Regions from separate parts of the Homo sapiens genome. Here regions 1, 3, 4, 5 and 6 are each linked to region 2. Evidence: chromatin contacts called from ENCODE Hi-C or POLR2A ChIA-PET data. All regions are on one chromosome and are shown on one strand. The core of a region is the stretch at or near the end of the contact, and the rest is flanking DNA. Distances in the headings are between cores, read along the strand shown. Region 1 overlaps TEC (tec protein tyrosine kinase). Region 2 holds the start of ATP10D (ATPase phospholipid transporting 10D (putative)). Region 3 holds the start of TXK (TXK tyrosine kinase). Region 4 holds the start of SLAIN2 (SLAIN motif family member 2). Region 5 holds the start of TEC (tec protein tyrosine kinase). Region 6 holds the start of CNGA1 (cyclic nucleotide gated channel subunit alpha 1).

Region 1 (3,343 bases), core at 413-2,912, 710 kb after region 2:
GACTAGGGTTACTTGGTTGGGTAATGGGTACACGGGGTTCACTGTACTATTCTGTCTACTGTTCAGTAAGTTGTAAATATTCTATGATAAAAGGTTAAAAAACACTTCTCAAATATTTTTTAAAGCCTGATCAAAGTTGTAACTGAATCTACTTACAAACTTTTTTTTTGAGAATAGAAAAAGAGCCCATCATAAACCAGTAAAAGCAGAGATGGCACATTTCTTAATTGCTACTAATAAAGCTTTTGCTGTCCTTTGTGGTAAAGTGCACACTGGGCTCAGAACAGGAAGCAAGCCTTAGAAACAACAACAATCCCGATGTTTATACAACTGCTCGTACAGGTCGTGTGTGCACAGCTCCTTGCATTCATCAATCTTAAAGTGCTCCATAATTAATTACAGAACCAGTGACTCTGCCAAAGTAATGAGTCATTTAGCATCTGCAATTTACTGTTGGGTAAATGGGGCACTGAGTTAAACAAATTGATCAAGGGCAAATGAGTAAGATACAGAAATCTAGGCTGCAATGTTGTACTCTTTGCTGGCTATCACAGCTAGGAGCCATAATTAAACTATTTGTTCCCTCTTAGTTTGCTCTTGCTAATGCAACTAACTCTCAATTGCTCTAGTGAAACTAACTCTCATTCATCCCTGTTGCAGAATATCTGGCCATTCTGAGAGATGCCCCCACAGTGCAAAATACAGAATCCCCACTGTCCAATAGCCACGCCACTCACTGAGTGCCCACCAGCACCTGCAACAGAAGCTTTATCTGTCTGCTTTTCTCTTCCTTACCCCCGCCTCACCTCCCTTCTGGTGGTACAGAGATACCACATTATAGCACCTATGCAGCAACCAGTCTTGGAAGGTGTGATGGTTAACTTTAGGTATCAACTTGACTGGAAGAAGGACTGCCTAGAGAGCTGGTAAAGCTTTCCTTCTGATTGTGTCTGTGATGGTGTTTCCAGAGGAGACTGGCATGCAAGTTAGTAGACTGAGTGGGGAAGATCCCTACTCAGTGTGGGCAGGCATTCTGGTTTACACGTCTTAGATCTCCCTGGGCTAAGAACCAGCAGGCCTCTATAATAGAGCTTACTGCTTAAAAGCAAAAAGTCTGAAGCCCAACTGTCTGAGTTTGAATCTCAGCTCTGCTACTTACTCACTGTATCTCCTTGAACAAGTTACTTAACCTCTCTGTGCCTACACTTCATTAGCTATTAAATGGGATGAATAATAGCACCAGAACTTCATATGATTGCAGTAAGAATTCGAAGAGTCAATTCATGTAAAGCTTTTGGAAGAACGCTGACAAACAGTTTAAGTGCTTGATCAATTTAGCTACTAATATTATTTTTGAAAAGCATACTAGCCCTTAGGAAACCTAAAAGCGAGAGCCACTAGTTTTGATTAAGAAACGATCCTCACACCTACCTTCTAGACTCCAAGAAAGATCTTCTGAGAGTTGATGCTGAATTTGACTATGTCTTATAAAAGCCATGAATGAGATGTTTCCTCAGGTCATGACAAATATCGGTTTTCTAAAATTACAGGAGGCCGTAATAGAAACGACCAGTGTCTACCAACATCCACTCTTTTCAAACAGAAAAAGAAATTAACCTTTCCTCATGGGTCTTACAATTCTGTTTTTAAAATGACGGTTGATGCTTCATGTGACTCCACTATTTTTACCCTTCGAGGCTGTTATTTTAGTTCTATCTTACAGTATGAAACCAATACTGAGCCAGCCAGTGACTAGATTAGCACTTCCTTTTTACGTTAGGAACAATTGATCTCTGGTAACTCACAGCATTTAACACACGATAGCAGGGAGCATCTTTGGTCAAAAATTCCTCTTCAAAGCACAAGAGTAATGTTACAAAGACATATTTTGCCGGTTTGTCAGGCTGTCTTGACGGCTAAGTCATATTCCGGTGAATATAAAGATTAATATATGTTTGATCCTTCTATAAACACACAATTTGGTAGCCCAAAAAATATCACAAAGCTATCCAGAGGCAGTGCAGTACAATGGTTCAGAGCTCTGGGAATCAGGCTGCATGGGCTGGGGTCCCAGCTCTGCCACATGCTCACTCTGCAACCTTGGGCAAAGTACTCAACCTCTCTGTTCTTTAGTTTCATCATCTGTAAAATGGGAATAGTAACTGTATCTGCCTCAAACAGTTCACAGGATTAAAGTTAATACTTAAAAAGCATATAAGACCATGTTTGGCACATGGTAAGCACCCAAAAATATGCTACTTCGGCATATGGATTGAGTTAAAGGCACTTAAAAAAAACAGCACATGCAAGAAGGGCACTGTGACCTTCCTTGTTCTTCTTGAAAGCATGAGATTAACTCCCATGAAAAAGGTGCCCTCCTTATACCAGGAGGACGAAAGACATTCATTCTTATCACCAGAGATGGGGAGCTGAGGCTGAGGGAAAGCTGTACAAACCTTGTTATACTAGTCCTTATCTTGCTACTTTTCCACAATTAACTGTCCTAGTCCTGAAGTGAATTCTTATACTTTCATGTTGCCTCAGCATCCATTTTGAATAGATTCAACTTTTTCATACCCAAAGCAGGGCTCAGTCACCCTTGATAGTTCTAGTTCCACACCACACCCAAATGGCTCAGGCCAGCAGCCAGAGATAAGAATTTAAAGGCATCTCTCCTATCTAGCAGACAGGGTTCCCCACTTTATCGAAGCTTCCCTTAAAAGCACCATTTAGGCCTTTGCCCAGGAACTCAAAGTGACCCCACACCCTACCCCTTATATATACTGCCAATTCCCACATGCATTTTCTCTCTCTGCCTGACTCCATTCCTGCCTCATGCAACCCGGAGATGGAGGACTGCCCTCCCAGCCCATTCCGCCCTTCCTGTCCAAGATCTGTAAGTAAAAATCTCTGAACTCATTTCCTACCTGGTGATGTATTGAGTTTCCACTTTTCATCTGAAGAACCAGTGGCTGCAGCTGCCTCAGGCCATGCTTTCCCAGGGATCCTGGGGGGAATATCAAGTCAGGCTCCCGGCGCCAGGGCGATGGTCAGGCAGGTGTAAGCTGGACATGGGTCAGACAAGAGCCACAACAGTGGCTGCCAGATAAATAAGATAAACAAGTTCCCCATGTGAGGGAGTCCCCAGGTTCCAGGTGGGCTAACTAGGCATAAAACCATCCTCCAGGCTAAAGAAGTACCCCAGGAAAGGGACACTGTAGACATTCATGTCCAGCTACCCTGCATTTCCCATCAGGACAGGGTTGCTAGCCAACCTGGTACTGGAATCCCATTAGCTAGAAGCTCTCAAAATAGCCCCAACTCCTTTTCCCTGTCATATCTT
Region 2 (3,050 bases), core at 292-2,791:
TTTAGACTTAAATATAATAGATTTTCTTCTAAGACAATAATTCAAATCTTAGTCAGTGATTCTCAACCCTTGTGCACATTAGAATTTCTAGAGGAGCTTGAAAAAAAGACATTGCCATAGCGCCACCCCCAGAGATTCTGGTTTAATTGGCCTGGGTGGGGCCTTGGCATCAAGCTCCCCGGTTCACTCTGATGTGTAGCTAGTTAGAACCACTGATTTAAGCAATCCAAACAGGCTACATGCCTGAATTGTCCTGGTATGTACGTTCCCAGGAAGGCCCTCTGCTGAGGTAACAACACCAGTGTTTGATTGGGAGAGCTCAGGGGGGCCCAGCTACAGTTTTAAGTCTCCTCTATAAGGTTGACTCTCAGATAGGAAATGTGTTTCATCTTAAAGGATGTTAGAGACAGTCATATGACTGCAAAAAGTGCTACTAGGGCCAGGAATTTCAGAGGCCATGTAAATGACAGTGTATTCTACTAGGCTGGGTTAATTCTGGGGATTAAGTTTGACTAAGTTCTAGAGATTTGTCCTTACCTGCAGATGGAGGCTTCCCTAATGGAGCATCATAGGAAGCCACACCCAGAACTTGTTTCTCCTCGTCTGGCAGAAGCACGTTCTCAGTGGGTGCAGAAACTTGTTTGGCTTCTCTTGGTCTGAGAGAATTTTCAAGCCGACCAACCAGCTCCCTGTGTCTGTACTGGTGAGCTCTTTACTAATAGTCAAACATTTGCATGCTCATTTAGTTTTCTTCACTCTTGTTGCACATCTGAGAAACACTTGAGAGAATGGAAGAGAGAGGCACAATATAGGAGAGCTGTGGAGAGTTTGGCCCCACTTTTTATATTTGTTTCAATGGGATAAAACAGGCAGCCAAGATTATTAGGTTTTGTTCTGAGTTATTGGTTCGGCCTTCACTAAATGGCTTTTCCTCTTTCCAAATTAGACATTTTGAGAAACCAGACAGGTTGTTGAAACTTATTTAGAAGTTTTAAAAAAAGTTGTGAATTTTAAGCAAACGGACCTTGGCAGGTGTATGGACAAAGCCACATTATCCTGAGTAAGGGAACGGAAGGGCAAGGTGTGAGGAAAACGACCAAATCAGAATTGTAATATTTTTCCTCATTTCTTTTCTAGTCATAAAAACAGTAACATTACATATTATTTATTTATTTTGTGGTAGGGTCTCACTCTGTCGCCCAGGCTGGAATGCAGTGGCGCGACATTTTTAGATTTGATCTCTTTTACCCTCCAAAAAATAATTGTCCAGTGTTCCACGTTTAGCTAAAACAGTGAATTGTTAGAATTGCAGCAAAACAATGAACCAAACCGTCAACCGCGAGCAACCTGTACTTGGGAGGTGAAAGTCAGAGGTGAGATTGTAAGGGCTCTGGGTCACTGGGGCATCTGCGCTGGGCAGAAGGGCAGCTCGGTCAAACAGCTGGAGCTGGGAGCCGGTCAGTTGCCAGGCCCTGCCGCTGCTACGTCACGGAGGGCGGGGCGGTGGGCGATTGGCGGTGCACTGCAGCTCGGGCTGCTCTGCAGCCTGGCGGAGACGGGAGGAGGAGCGGAGGGAGAAGTAGGTTGCGAGCTCAGCACAGGCTCCGGCGCTGGCTCCCGCAGCTGAGTTTGGGAGATGTCTAAGTGATTTTTTTTTTTTCCCGGAAGGCAAATGGCTGGCGTGGAAGCACAACCCGCTTTCACTCTTCGAATTTGTGCTTAGCTCTTTTCTTGTACCTTGCGACTCGTGACCAACATGCTGTGATGTGTGCCGAGGGAGGAATTGGTAAGAGTGAGACGGCGAATCCCTCTGACTGTCCCAGCCTTCTGCTTCACCGCCCACCCGCTTTTCCTTTCTGTTTCTCTCTCCTGTTTCTCCCCGCTCCACTTCCCTAGTCGTGTTTAGATTTGATGACATGGCTCAAAACTACAGTTCTGGGCTGTTACTGAACTAAAAAAAAAAAACAACAAAAGATAAAATGATTACACCATTTTCAATCATTTGTTAAAGGGGAATTTAAAAATCTATTTTAAATGCTGGATTTTGTAAAAAGGTAAACTGCACACGCGGGCGCACACGGGCACGTACATACACGCATTCTCACACACCTTTGTACACGCGGGCATACACGGGCACGCACACACACGCATTCACACACACACACACTCCTTTGTCATCCCGTTGTGAAATAAGCAGTTTAAAGAAATTTTGGTTATCTGCCTCAAAGGTGATGAAAAGGGAAGGTGTTGAAGATTTAGCCCAGCAGATTGATTCCTTAAGGTTGATTCCCTAAGGTTGATTCCTTAGGAAGAAAAAGGTGTTTGTATTGGAGCTTTCTCGGAAATAGTTTTCAAAGGAGTGCTACAAAGAAGCCCCCATGCTTCCCCCAAAACACTAACTTTAAAGAACCTAGTTGTTATTCGGGGCACCCTTTATTTTACGTTGTAAAACATGTAGTTTTAATTTACCACGTACAGCAGAGAGACATCAGTTGGTTAGGGAATGGATGGTTATTTTGGTGTCTGGGACCCTGTGCCTTTAGAAAGAATATGTTTTAACTGCTCTTATCATGCTAGCTCAGGTTTTTAAAATGTGATCTGAATAAGACCAAAGTTTCTTCTTGCGTTCTTTTCATGCTGGTTCTAAGCAGGGAGAAAAACAAGTCTGTATGGACAGAGCAAACCTCTAACTCAAAATCAACCTTGAGAGATGCATCAACAAGGACAGGGGCTCCTCATCCACCAATATTTACTTGTATCAGCCTTTAAATCATGTAGGTCACATTTCTGTGAAGAATAGCATCATCGAAAACCCTTGCTGACTTGTGAAGAGCAAAAATCATTGCAACGGAGTAGTTTGTTCAGTGCCCGCAGCAAGAACCTCCCACTCCGATCCACCTCAAAAAGTAATAACTGCTTCTTCTGGACTGTTTTCTATTCTCACTACAAATACGTATCATATACCTACATTGAGATAGTTTATTTTTATTAAAATGAGGTCATTTTATACATTTGGAAAAATAACTTAGCAACATTTTAAAGTTTTAGGG
Region 3 (2,940 bases), core at 299-2,798, 650 kb after region 2:
CACTTTGGGAGGCTGAGGCAAATCACTTGAGGTCAGGAGTTTGAGACCAACCTGGCCAACATGGTGAAACCCTGTCTCTACTACAAATAGAAAAACTAGCCAGGCATGGTGGCATGCGCCTGTAGTCCCAGCTACTCGGGAGGCTGAGGCAGGAGAACCACTTGAACCCAGGAGGTGGAGGTTGCAGTGAGCTGAGATCGTGCCACTGCACTCCAGCCTGGGTGACAGAGCAAGACTCTGTCTAAAAAAAAAAAAAAAGTCTCATACTTAAATCCTGCGTCTGACAACCATATGAGTTTCTGGCAAGATTTAAACTTTCAAAGGCACAATTTTCTTATTGGCTAGATAAGAATAACAATTTTCACCTTGCCAGTTTGTAGTGAAGATTTCAGATAATGAATATAAAGGAACTGGTATAGACCATGGCCCATAGTAGGTGCTCAATAAATACCTTTATAAAGAAACAAACACATTGCAATTCTGATATGACGGCTGCCTTCTTATTTAGAAGACTATTCTGCTTGGTTTTTTTTTTTATTCTAATTTCTTTGGATTTATAAGCATCCCCCACAGCTCTTTCAAACCAAGGATCTTCACAGATAACAGTGTCTAGGGAATCTTTCTCTGTTCTCCTAAAACAAGCACTTATTTTTAATGATGGTCTTATATTCTATAAAAATATTAAAATAACATCTTCATATGTAGTATTATATATGAGGGAAAGAGACATTTGAGCCAGTGTTCACACTTGACCATGTTCACACTTTTAACCAGGTAGAGACTCGTGACTTTGACTCTTATTTTGGCCTTTACTCAGGCTCTGACTGCAGATAAGAATCAGTTTTGCCTAAATTTCAATTGCTTGGGAAAGGTCCTCGATAACGGAAGTCTACATAGAATTGTGAATAAATACCCCTGTGAAAATAAAGGTTAAGTCTATATGTTTACTTGATAAAGCAGATAATTTCAGAGTATAAACACAGTTGTGTTTTGACTTCTCTTCCTTTTGCCTTAAATATAGATATTTATTTGTGTGTGTGTGTATGTGTGTGTATTTATATATATATAAAGTTGCCCACTGTGATCCACCACTGCTGGAGCAAATCCAGAACTAGAACTTGGTCTCCTGGCCTTCAGCCCAGAGCTCATTACAGTCTCATTCTAAAAACAAGTACTTCATACTGATTGCATTTCTACACACACATATGCAGATTTCTGGACACTCTTTCTGTTTTTCTTTCATTTATGTTCTCAATGCTGAACCTTTATTAGAATTACATCATCACTGTGGTTCTTTAAATAAGAAACAAAACTCTGTCACAACATCTGAGGAAATTATCTTTTAATGTCCCCAAGCTCTATGCCTTGGAAAAAAAAAACTTCCTCTGCTGTTCAAGAATAACAGGCCCCAGAACAAGCCCCAAAAATAAATGACAAAGCCCATCTTACTCACAGGAGGAAAGGATCATGGTAGCCCCTTCTGCGGGGAGCACACAACAGTCTTCAGTTCTTCTGCGGTGCTCTACTCACAAAAACACATCTTTCAACTGAAATCATAGTTCGCTCAAGATGTTTCTCACGGGCAGAGTTAACCCCACCTATTTTCCTGTTCTGAAAACCTCAGAAGAGTATAAATGACAACCAATGGCATATATAAGAAAGCTCAGTAATCTCCATCCCAATCTCTGAGGGTATCTGCTATTAGTCTCTCATCCCCAAAGGTGTGGGTGACTCGCAAACATCATTTTCAAGAAATCACAAAATTTTGGTAAAAGGCACCTTTAAAATTATCAAATCAAACTGCCCTCTCTGGACTGGGAAGGAAATGAAGGCACAGACAGAATAAGGGACTTGCCCAAGGCCACACCGTGAGTGGCAGAAACAATTAGATTCTAGGCTCTGGAATATTGAGTTTAGAATGTTCCATCCTCCCACTCAGCAGACACTTTATTTGGGGGAAGTCAATCTAGTAATAACCCTAAAATGTGATTGGGGGATGGCTGAGAAATATAAAAACACCAACAATACAAAACACACTTGGGAGTTTCACTTCATCCCACTGGAAAGCATAACCATGTGTCAACTAATTAACAGAGCAACTTTAATGAAGACACAGCATATTCTAATCGCCCTTCCAATTTCCTGGTTTAGATTAAGGTCTCCTTAGCATTCTGGGTGATGACTGTTATTTTTACTTCACCTTTTGCCTTTGTTATGCTTTCGTATAAAACTTTTTTTCTAAGTCTTAGTGAAAAATATTTAAAGATTTTTGAAGGAAATGTTGACAAATGTTGCCAGGTGCTATCTATCTTGTTTTCCCATAAAAAGCATACACTGACCATTAGGACAGGGACTCTATCTTCTCCTCACTCTCTTTCATACCACCTAGTACTTCCCGTAGCTCCTCAAGGTGAAAAGGGAAGTATGGGATGGGAGGAGGGAAGGTCAGGAAGGAAGGAGAAAAGGCTGACAGTGATAGTAAGGTAGAGTGTGCCAGGACCGACTCCTTCAATGAGCTACAAGTCAGTTAAAAGTTGTGCATGGTTAGCAACCAAAATGCCCATCAATGATAGGCTGGATAAAGAAAATGTGGTACATATACACCGTGGAATATTATGCAGCTATACAGAATGAAATCATGTCCTTTGCAGGGACATGGATGGAACTGGAAGCCGTTATCCTTAGCAAAGTAATGCAGGAACAGAAAACCAAACACCACATGTTCTCACTTATAAGTGGGAACTGAACCATGAAACACATGGACACAGGGAGGGGAACAACACATACTGGGGCCTGTTGGGGAGGGCAGATGAGGGGAGAGCATCAGGAAAAATAGCTAATGCATGCCAGGCTAATATCAGGAAATATATATATCAGGCTAATATCAGGAAAAATAGCTAATGCATACCTAGGTGATGAGTTTTTGATAGGTGCAGCAAA
Region 4 (3,084 bases), core at 236-2,735, 860 kb after region 2:
GTGGTTTTAAGTAGAACTTATAGTCTACTTAACTTTCAACAAACCAAGTATTGAGTGTCCACTGTGTCAGTGTACTAGACATGGGAAGCAAAAATGAAGTGTCCTTAAATCAAGTAAACAGACAAAAACAAACGAAAAATAATTCTTAGAGAAAAAAGCAATTTAAAAAAAAGTGCAAACACCTATTGAGAACTATTGATCACGTAGTGCTAGAATATGCAGAATAATTAGATCTTTGTGGAATTGTTGGGAAGAGGTTTCCTGAATGAGAGAGTATGGGATTTAAGAAAAGAATCAGATATGGCAGGCGGAGAATATGGCACTAGAAAAGCTAAAGGGTAGAAGCAAGTCAGTCATGGCATGAGTCCACACTCAGGTGTAACAGGACTGGATCATTGTTATTAAACTAAGGGTGGAGGCGGCAACTGAAGAAAAGCTGCAAACACAAGCCAAAGCCGTTCACAATTGACCTCTGAAGACCAACGACTGTGATAATGTGATCAAAACAAAGCATTTAAGTTTTGTTTAGGTTTCCTGCCGCATTCTAAAGGCAGACTTCACATTCTTACAATTTTCTTCATTCTTCAGTATCTGTCAGCGTGTTTAACTACTTTTAACATACAACTTTTAAAAAAGTCAAGACACACTACGAGGAACTTTTTCCGAAGGAAGTGATCCAAAGAACAGAGTGTGAGTCAATAAACGGAGAAAGGGAGTAGAGAAGCGGTTTACTATCCCCCGCTTCCGCCCCAGTGTGCTGTAAACTTTAAGTCGGGAAAACTATGTTTTAACCGATGAGATAATGCCTTTAAAAGTGCTTAGCACACTGTCTGGCCAGTAGGAAGCACTCAAGAAATTATGATTATTTTGACCTTAGACCTCTCTTAACTGTCTGAAACTGGGGTTTCTTATTTTCAGGGGAAGAAACAGGACACAGGCAGTCTAGAGGCTCCTGCCAGCCGAGACAATCTCCAATTAAAAGTCGGCATCGATTAAATATTTGCTGAACAAAGTAAACTGTCTCTCCACCGCCGGGCTGAGCGCCCACTCGAGATCCGGCCCGGAACAAGGGCGAGACTGGCCCGCGGGTCCCACACTCCCTGTAAGGGGTGGAGAACACGCCCACACGCCCAGACCAACAGGCGAGGCTGTTCGAGGACCTTGTTAGCCACCTCAGCCCCGCCCGCCGCGAGCCTTCTGCTGGCCTCCCGTTCTGCAGGGACCCTCCCTAGCCAGCCCGGCCGCGTCCCACATCCGCCGACACGCCCCTTCCGGCCTAATCCCCGCCCCTCAAGCACCGGCCCCGCCCCATAGGCCCCGTCCGTGGCCCCGCCCCGCCGCGAGCTGGCGCCGGGTCCTCTCAGCGCCCGCCGGCGGCCGCGTCCACCCCCGACGCTCTGAGGTCACCGACTGGGCCGGCCCGCGGGGGGCGGAGGGACGGAGGGAAGATGGCGGCAGGGGCCGGATATTGGCGCCGCCTCCCCCAATCCCGGAGCCGGCGCAGATGAGGCAGTTCGGCTGGGGCCAGCGGCGCTTTGGAACCCGAGGTGGGGGGACCCTGGCGGTGGGGCCTGGTCCTGCTATATGCCGGCGCCTCGGCTAGAGTGAGCGGCGGCGACGCCTCTTTCCTCCGTCTCTTTCCCTGTCGCTGCGAGAGCGAGCGGGCGGCGGAGGCGGCGGCGGCGGCGGGGCCGGGATGGAGGACGTTAACTCCAACGTGAACGCGGACCAGGAGGTGCGGAAGCTGCAGGAGCTGGTGAAGAAGCTGGAGAAGCAGAACGAACAGCTGAGGAGCCGCTCGGGGGCCGTGCAGGGCGCCGGCTCCCTTGGGCCCGGCAGCCCGGTTCGGGCCGGCGCGTCCATTCCCTCCTCCGGCGCGGCGTCTCCTCGGGGCTTCCCCTTGGGCCTCAGCGCCAAGTCGGGCGGCGGGCCCGGGTCGGGCCCGAGGCGGACGAGTAGCGAAGAGCTGCGGGACGCCACCTCCTTGCTAGCGGCGGGCGAGGGCGGCTTGCTGGACGAGGTGGAGCCGCTGCGGCCCGACGAGCTGGAGCGCCTGTCAGGCTGGGAGGAGGAGGAGGAGAGCTGGTGAGCGCGAGGCGCCGGGCAGGAGCTGGGCGGGGACGGGCCCGGGGGCGGAGAGCGTCCTCTGAGGGTCCCTCTGGTCGGGCGCCTCGCTTTGTGTAGCCGGGTCCGCTCTCCTGTGGCGACTTGTGGTTTTCTTGCTTTGGCAGAGGGAACGTCAGCTGGAGTTGGGGGTTCGAGGCGTGCGCAAGTAACAGGGTTGTAGCTCGTTGTCCTTTGGATTGTGGACCTTCTGAGTGCTGGACCCTATTGGGGTCTGTGGGTTGGGGCAGCTTGAGAAGGGCTGTTCGCCTGGGGAGGAGTCGGAGGTGGGAAACTGCTTTGTAGGCAGGGATCCTGCTTTGTGTAAGATACTGGCTTTCGGATGGTGGCCCTGGGCATTCTGGATGTAGGAGAGGGGTCTGCTTGATGAGGTATCACCAGGTGTGGGGGTCAGGGGCAGACCAGAGTCGTCTACGTCTATGCAGCGGTTGGTGTTTGGGACCCATTTCTGGCGGGGATGGGGAGACCGTATGAATCAGCACTCCCCTTTGGGTAGTGGGGTAAACCTTGCTTTGTGTGAAGAGAGGGCAGAGGATGGTGCTGCTTTTTTTTTTTTTTTTTTTTTTTTGTTACTCTGTGTGAAGAGTCAAGGGTGGAACGAGCCCTGGCTCTTATTTTCTAAAACAAGAATTGAGTCTGGCGTTTTGCAGAGCTCTGAATTGACAGTTATCACATCCATCTTTCATTTCCACGTCCTTCTAGGGGCAGAGAAAAAGAGTCCTATTTAAAAATTTAAACCAAAGCTATATTGTCATAAGCCACTTCTTGATGAAATTGTGGCCCCCCCACCTTAATATCACTTTCATAAATAGGACATGGGAGGCTTTTCCTCTCGTTTTATTATAAAGATGTGTGTGGGCAATTATTTGTCTTAATTCATTTTTCTTAAAGTTTTAACTTTTAGCTAAAATGTCTCTGCTCTATTGAAATTAAAACTTCTAACAGTGAAATCGAAATCAT
Region 5 (3,350 bases), core at 776-3,275, 780 kb after region 2:
TAGGGGTAAGAATCTGGGAGGGGTGGGGTGGAAGCTAAGGAGCTGGAACAGCTGGGGCAGGGAGGAGAGGCACCAACCTGGTCAACCTGGAGGAACCTGTAGGCAGAGGTGTGGCTGGAGGCCCAAGGCCCTGTCTCCCAGCACTCTGGATACCCGGAGAAAGGCAGAGAGGCCAGTAATTCTTCCCCAAGCGTAAAAGTAGGCCAGACACTGCTCACAACCCTTCCAACCTCCCTATCAAGGGTCAACTTAAGGAAGCAAAGGTTACCATTATCTCAGCTTTATTTTCCACGGTTTGGTAAAACATAGCTGCTGCCCTTGAGTAACTAGCTGCTGAGAAAACATGATTATCTTGATAAAGAATAAAGTAGGTTGAAAATGCTAGAGCATACATTAATATTCTATATCCTTTCCTAGTTGGGAAGATGTGAAAATTCTAGTTGGACCTATGTGGGGCAAAGGTATTGCCAACTAGAGTAAAGCACTGACTGCATGAGTTTACACTTGGCCTATACAGTTCCACAGACCAGAATGTACACACCCTTGTGAGAAGAGTCAAGATCATTAACATAAACACACCACAGTAAGCATCTGCGTTGGCAAGAGTGTAATATATGGATCAGATTAACTGGAGTATGGGGAAAGTGTAAGTCTTCCGTAAACATTGAAAATGTAACTAAACTAAAAAATACTTTCAAATACATAATGTGAAAGTTACCCATACTTCTATTTTCCCCTTAGAAATAAATCTTAATATCCCTTACTCCAGGTGATTATTGCAGAGTAAGCAGCTACCAGTGTCACGACCTAAACTGTTAAATCCCAAACTTTATTTGGGAGATCCGCTGGTTTGTTTCTTCCCAGCTCTTTAGCAGAGAATAATCTAGAAGTGAGTAAATTCTCAGAATTTCCCAAGAGGAAAATGAGCATTCACTGGAAAAATACAAGGAATACGCGCAAAACTTATAACTATTTTGGATAATCTTCAAACCCACTTAGCCACCAGCCATCCTGTTGTTCCAAGTTAACATTAAGATCAATCTTTCGAATCAAATATTCCAGTTTCCAAAGAATAGCAATGGATGAGATTGTTTCCAAACCTGGTACACACCACCATGTTACACGTCCACGGGAAAAATAAAATAAAATAAAATCCACAAGAAATTTAGGATTAAAGAAAATTAGGAAAGTGTACACTCCCAGGTCAAGGCCCTAGTTTTTCCAAGAAGTACATACATTGGCCGGGCACCTGTTTTCAATATTCAAACACAACTTCCCGGGGCGAGGTGGGCGGGGTATTGGGGGGGTGGGGAAGAGAACGTGAACTTCACTGGGTGAGTCACGTGCAACTGCGGAACATCTTGGCCGATACTGCCAAATTTTTTTTTTAATACTTTAAGTTCTAGGATACATGTGCACAACGTGCAGGTTTGTTACATATGTATACATGTGCCATGTTGGTGTGCTGCACCCATTAACTTGTCATTTACATTAGGTATATCTATCTCGACACTGCCAAATTTCAATCAAGATCGCGCCGCCGCCCAACCCGAAAGGAGGCATCAGCCCTGCTCGCCGCTGGGACGTGACCCCAACGCTGAACTTGCCGCAGGGCGGCCTCAGGCCTGGAACTTCAAGAAAAAGGGGCGGGTGTTCCTTAGGAGAGGTCAGTGCGGGAGTTGGAGAAGTGGAGAATCTACTGCCGGCAGGAAGGCGAGGCTGCGCCACTGCGCGCACCTGTCCCTCCTTCCCGGACCGAAGAGGGGACCCAGAGACGGCGCACCCGCGCTCACTGCGGCACGGAGGGGAGAAAATCCTTCCCCGTTCCTCGAGGGGCGTGTGGAAGCCGCCTCTTGCCGCGCTCATCCCCCTCCCCACCCGTCCTCGCCCGGAGTATCGCACTCCCGGGGCCGCCCCAGCCCGCCCGCGGCGCCCTTACCTGGCTGAAGCGCGGCTGCTGGGCGGACCTGGGGAGACTGCGAGGTGCAGTCTGCGCCGCGGAGTCCGGAGCCTAGCGCCCCAGAGTCCAGAGCAAAGCGCCCCGCCCCGCCCTCTGATCTCCCCGTCCCGCCCCCAATCACCCCGCCCCGCCCCGATTGCTGGCCCCGTGGACGCCCTACCCCGCCTCTGATCCTGCAGGCCCGCCCAGTCCTCGATCGCCCCGCCCCGGTCGCTTGGGCCCTGGGTGGCAGGTTTGCGCAGCCCTGCGGCGATTTCAAGGCAAGTGACCGGAATGGGTCGGAAGCGCGTCCCGGTGAGTTTCAGGGAGCGTCCCTTAGGTTTCCGGGGGCGGCGTTGAACCTCCCTAGCCCCAGTCTTCCCATCCCAGGAGACCCGCCCCTAGTGGCTCGAACGCCCCTAGCCAGGAGAGCCCCGAGTAGTGCCACTTGTGGAAGACTACGTGCCTGTCGGAATTAGGAACCGCACCTCCCCTTCCGCTAAGCGGTGGGAGGCCAGGCGGGTGACGCGGAGCAGTGGAGCCATGCAGCCTGTTTTACCAAAAGAGTAAGTGGTTTTCCTGTGAAACCCGAGGGAGCAGTGCATATCTGATACACTTAGAGGGTCACGTGCACTATTAATGTGTTAACATTAAACTCACTGAAGAGTAGAAAACACATGTAAGACTTAACTGTGTGCCAGGCACTGTTCTAGGTACTTCACATGTACTAAAAGTTCTCTGAAGCGTATATTATCAGAATCCCCCTTTTCACATACGGTGCAAGTGAGGCAGAGAGAAGCTAAATAACTTGCCTAATGTCACCCAACTAGTAAATTGAGAAGCTGGGTTGAGAAGCTGGGCTTCAAATCCAGGTCTTCCTCCTCTGGAGTCTCCACTGTTATTCACGGCTATCCTGAATCAGCAAAATCTGTGTGCATCCTATACCAGGAACTGTTCCCATGCCTGGGGAAGATGAGGCAAGGACTCTGCCATTAGGAAACTTTTATTCTACTGTAGGAGAAAGACAATAAGTGATTGTCGACTAAAATTTAAAAATCAAGCTGTTAAAGAATGAAAGTTAGTTTTATTCAGAAGTCTTACTGAGGACTAGAGATGGAGGCCTACAGCCCTGGAGGAGTCTTTTAGAGAGATTCAAGCAGATCCCTCCAACACAGAACTTCCCTTCTCAATTTAGAAACAGTTGGTGAAGATTCAGTATGTGTAAAAGCACATCACAGTTTGGGCTTAAGAGTACATCTGTTTATAGATTACAGAAGCATAATCACTAACCTCATCAGACTTTATCTTAGGTGCAGTAAAAGGCAAGGGCTCAGGCAAGAGACGTGGGGGATCCTGTGTTCTATCTCGTTTTGTCTTCAAAGCATCTTTCCGCCAGCTGCAGGTGGTCACA
Region 6 (3,394 bases), core at 692-3,191, 530 kb after region 2:
GTGCTTGCCACATAGTAAATGCTATCCAAGTGTTTGTTAAATAAAAAATAAGCACCATAGATCACGTTTACCATCATTACTAATTTTTGATAAAGACAAAATTTTAAGTTGGAAATCCAAAGAAAACGTTTAAATAGAAGTCTAAGTTTTGGGCCGGGCTAGGTGGCTCACGCCTGTAATCCCAGCCCTTTGGGAGGCCGAGGTAGGCGGATCACGAGGTCAGGAGATTGAGAGCATGCTGGTTAACACGGTGAAACCCCATCTCTACTAAAAAAAAAAATACAAAAAATTAGCCGGGCGTGGTGGGGGGCGCCTGTAGTCCCAGCTACTCGGGAGGCTGAGGCAGGAGAATGGCGTGAACCCAGGAGGCGGAGCTTGCAGTGAGCCGAGATCGCGCCACTGCACTCCAGCCTGGGCGACAGAGCGAGACTCCGTCTCAAAAAAAACCAAACCAAGCCAAACAAACAAACAAGCAAACAAAAAGAAGTCTAAGTTTTAAGGCTTGTTATGGAAAATTGGCATAAATCTCCCTCGCTTTCAACTTTCACCTATTCCACTCTCCGTGGTGTTCCTTCTCTGCAAAGTCATCCATATGTATTATAAAAGTGGGTGCCTTGGACTGGTATGTTGACTAATTTGTTCTTAGCTCTTCTCTCATCCGCCTAAGAACAAGAAAAACAAGATTGAGGCCTCTGCTATGAAACTCTTAGGTAATAAAATTAATAGCACTGTTCATGCCTACTTAGAACAAAGGCTACCTGAGTACATGAGAATATTTTCCTCAGTGTTAAAATGCCAGAGCACAAAGGCACCCCAGTTCTCCCTGGTGAGGGTTTGAGCCCGAATTGTTCACTACCCCACCCCTCACCTTTTTTTTTCTTGAGACAGGGTCTCACTCTGTTGCCTGGACTAGAGTGCAGTGGTTCGATCATGTCTCACTGTAGCCTCCACCTCCTGGGCTCAAGTCATCCGTCCTCCCACCTCAGCCTCCTGAGTAGCTGAGACTACAGGAGTACACCACCACATCTGGCTAATTTTTGTAGAGACAGGGTTTCACCATGATGCCCAGGCTAGTCTCGAACTTGTGGACTCAAGAGAGCCACTCGCCTCAACCTCCCAAAGTGCTGTGATTACAGGGGTGAGCCACCCGCCAGCCCTGCCCACTCCTTGTTTTGTAAATACCTGCTATCAGGTCTTCCAACCTTGGTTTGGTTACTTAACCTCACTCTTTGCCTCTAATCCCTCATCTGTAAACTGAGCGTTAATAGACTGCTGTGAGATTTAATTAATACATAATGTGCCTGCATATGTATGGTATAACAAGGATATCATAAACATTAGTTATTAATAATTCGTGGAAATAAGTCTTTCCAGTTTTGGCATTGCTTTTCCCTTAAAGGTTTATTTCAAATACCCCTATGACCCAGAAAATGGGGCAGGGTAGGGGGAGTTGCCTGCTGGAGACAGAACGGAGAGTGGATGGATATAGCGGGCGTGGACGGACAGCGACAGAAGCTGATAACAGCACAGAAGGGCAAAGTCTGCTCAGCAGCCCCCAAAATAAACTTGAGCCTGGCAATCGGCGCAGAACCCCAGCAGTCAGCAGCTTCGGTGCAAAGCAACTAACACCTGAAGGCTTCCAAAAGCAGCAGGGCTCTCTCTAGCGGGGGAGCCTTTTCGACCAGAGAGGAGCCAGAAGGGGGCCTCAGTGCAGCCTCCACTCCACTCAATTCCCGGAGTTACCTTGGCGGGCTCCACGCTCCGAGAGACGCTGTTGCTCTATGAGGCGTGTCTGTGTTTCTCTAGTTCGCGGCTCCAGCAGTCGCGCCAAGGGGCAGCTGCTACTCCTGCCAGATACACCAGTTATCACAGGCCGCTCCCAGGCCTGCGGGGGCCCTGAGAATTCGCAACAAGCCCCGGGCAGCAGGGCTCGGCTGGCGCTGAGGCCCCGCCTGGCCATGCCCATTGGCGGAGGCTGCCCCGGGGGCGGGGTCAGGGCGCCCCATTCCCAGACCCCGCAGCCCCGCCCGCCGCGGGTGCGTGTGGAGAGGCCCAGGTGAGGAGCAAGCGCCCGCGTTCCGGAAGCCCGCTCCCGGGGCCATGGGGGCACAGGTGAGGCTGCCGCCCGGAGAGCCCTGCCGAGAAGGTTTGTGTCTGCCCTGAGCCGAGGGACCTGGCAGCTGGGTGGCGAAGAGACCGGGTGGGCGGTCCCCGGACACTTGCGGAGACTGGAAAGGGGGGCTGTACCGACTCTAAACGTAGTCGTTCACTCATTCATTCATTCAGTCAGTCGGCCGTCCAGCCAGGCGTTCAACACTTATTTATGGGTGCCTAGGCGATTCGGGCTGTGCTGGAAAACCTGAGTGGAATAAGGCAGGTGGGACTCCCACTCGATTCGCGAGGCCGACCAGTGTAAATTACCGCGTGCTGCGTGTGGGACGGGGAAACTCAGGATGCTATGGGAAGAATCCCGAGTCCCTCTGAGAAGGACGTTTCCTCTGACTCAGGCTCCCTTCCAGAGTCTGCGGCCGACGTCACCCGGTGGGCAGAGGGCGTGTCTGCCTGGGGGGCCCGTGGGAGTTCTGCGCTGCGCCCTGCGCTGGCTCCCGGGGATCGAGCACCGCGAGAGGTTGGGCGCCCGGGGCCGCGGGGGTGGGCGTTGGGCAAGTCTGGGCCGCCCACGTCTCTCCTCTTCCTTGGAAATGAAAAGGTCTCCAAACCCATGAGCCTGTCTGACTCGCTGTGCAGTCACTCTGGCTGCTTAAGGCGAGAGCCGTACTGGAGAGGAAACCTGGAACCGGGAGCACTCGTTTGCAGGCTCTTCTTACTGCTTCTCACCTGAGCCCCGTGAAATCTCTGGGCGAGGCTCCTTGCCCTTCGCCAAGTGTTCGCAACACTGGCGGGTTTTCTGCAGTCTCCATACAGAAGGCCCCGATAAAAGTAGGGAAGGGGGTAGGGGGAGCGACTGGAAGGATGTAGATACATTGAAATGATGGTTTTCGCCGTACCAAGGGGAAAGCAGCTTTTTAATTTACCTGATAATGCAGTAAAGGGGAAGGGAGGCAGTGAAAGGCATGGTAAGAACTACTATATATATACACATATATATATAGTTCCCTTACACATATATATATATATATATGTATATACATATACACCTTTGCAAAGGTGCTCGCAACTTCCCTAGTTTCCTCTCCTCTTGACTCTTCCAGCTTATTCCTTTTTAACAAGTGAGCTCGTCCAAACCATGCTAGCAAGGAAGAGAAGGGACACCAAAAAAAGGAGAAAAATGCCTGAACAATTCACAAGCTATTAAAAAAAATTTTTTAAGGCCGCTGGATCTAGAATTATTTTCTAGTCTTTTTTTCTGAAAAAGAGCAATAACGCCTGAACA

What was found. A loop is a pair of places that touch in the nucleus more often than their neighbours do. ChIA-PET counts read pairs that join two places held with the same protein, here RNA polymerase II (POLR2A). Pooled maps may share reads with other maps.
Region 1: a loop to region 2 is called in a pooled map, with 2.9 times the contacts of the local background. The contact joins the enhancer-like site here to the promoter of ATP10D in region 2. A Hi-C loop is called at or near these places in 3 of 37 single-sample maps with no recorded cell type and 2 of 50 pooled maps.
Region 3: a pooled map shows a loop between it and region 2 (2.8-fold over the local background). The contact joins the promoter of TXK here to the promoter of ATP10D in region 2. A Hi-C loop is called at or near these places in 7 of 50 pooled maps. POLR2A ChIA-PET finds 5 or more read pairs at or near these places in 3 of 52 experiments (HEK293, activated naive CD8-positive, alpha-beta T cell and naive thymus-derived CD8-positive, alpha-beta T cell).
Region 4: a map of sigmoid colon shows a loop between it and region 2 (4-fold over the local background). The contact joins the promoter of SLAIN2 here to the promoter of ATP10D in region 2. A Hi-C loop is called at or near these places in 3 of 168 maps with a recorded cell type or tissue (CD4-positive, alpha-beta memory T cell, OCI-LY7 and sigmoid colon), 3 of 37 single-sample maps with no recorded cell type and 17 of 50 pooled maps. POLR2A ChIA-PET finds 5 or more read pairs at or near these places in 1 of 52 experiments (A673).
Region 5: a map of GM12878 shows a loop between it and region 2 (6-fold over the local background). The contact joins the promoter of TEC here to the promoter of ATP10D in region 2. A Hi-C loop is called at or near these places in 1 of 168 maps with a recorded cell type or tissue (GM12878), 3 of 37 single-sample maps with no recorded cell type and 11 of 50 pooled maps.
Region 6: a loop to region 2 is called in a map of naive thymus-derived CD4-positive, alpha-beta T cell, with 2.6 times the contacts of the local background. The contact joins the promoter of CNGA1 here to the promoter of ATP10D in region 2. A Hi-C loop is called at or near these places in 1 of 168 maps with a recorded cell type or tissue (naive thymus-derived CD4-positive, alpha-beta T cell) and 4 of 50 pooled maps. POLR2A ChIA-PET finds 5 or more read pairs at or near these places in 1 of 52 experiments (OCI-LY7).

Annotation. Positions count from the first base shown.
Region 1 is chr4:48,195,194-48,198,536 of GRCh38, forward strand. The region is part of intron 2 of TEC (tec protein tyrosine kinase); the gene reads right to left. Among named protein-coding and RNA genes, the nearest start is that of TXK, 63 kb to the left of the region's middle. RefSeq lists enhancers at 891-940, 961-1,010, 2,570-2,739. Within about 2 kb of position 1,663, at least 3 of the 41 ENCODE cell types and tissues checked have a DNase peak (open chromatin) inside an H3K27ac peak, as active enhancers do.
Region 2 is chr4:47,483,734-47,486,783 of GRCh38, forward strand. ATP10D (ATPase phospholipid transporting 10D (putative)) reads left to right here and starts at 1,542. Exons shown (of 23, transcript NM_020453.4): 1 at 1,542-1,786. RefSeq lists enhancers at 1,379-1,673, 1,645-1,714.
Region 3 is chr4:48,132,702-48,135,641 of GRCh38, forward strand. It overlaps TXK (TXK tyrosine kinase), which reads right to left and starts at 1,549. Exons shown (of 15, transcript NM_003328.3): 1 at 1,454-1,549. The coding sequence starts at 1,469. RefSeq lists a silencer at 991-1,285.
Region 4 is chr4:48,340,044-48,343,127 of GRCh38, forward strand. SLAIN2 (SLAIN motif family member 2) reads left to right here and starts at 1,486. Exons shown (of 8, transcript NM_020846.2): 1 at 1,486-2,085. The coding sequence starts at 1,697. RefSeq lists enhancers at 907-1,026, 1,433-2,346 and silencers at 1,177-1,516, 1,657-1,966.
Region 5 is chr4:48,267,813-48,271,162 of GRCh38, forward strand. It overlaps TEC (tec protein tyrosine kinase), which reads right to left and starts at 2,026. Exons shown (of 18, transcript NM_003215.3): 1 at 1,940-2,026. LOC105374445 (a long non-coding RNA gene) reads left to right here and starts at 2,160. Exons shown (of 2, transcript XR_007058111.1): 1 at 2,160-2,254. RefSeq lists silencers at 1,836-1,965, 2,026-2,095.
Region 6 is chr4:48,014,740-48,018,133 of GRCh38, forward strand. CNGA1 (cyclic nucleotide gated channel subunit alpha 1) reads right to left here and starts at 1,942. Exons shown (of 11, transcript NM_001379270.1): 1 at 1,744-1,942. NIPAL1 (NIPA like domain containing 1) reads left to right here and starts at 2,033. Exons shown (of 6, transcript NM_207330.3): 1 at 2,033-2,146. The coding sequence starts at 2,101. RefSeq lists an enhancer at 1,623-2,124 and silencers at 1,889-2,218, 2,509-2,668.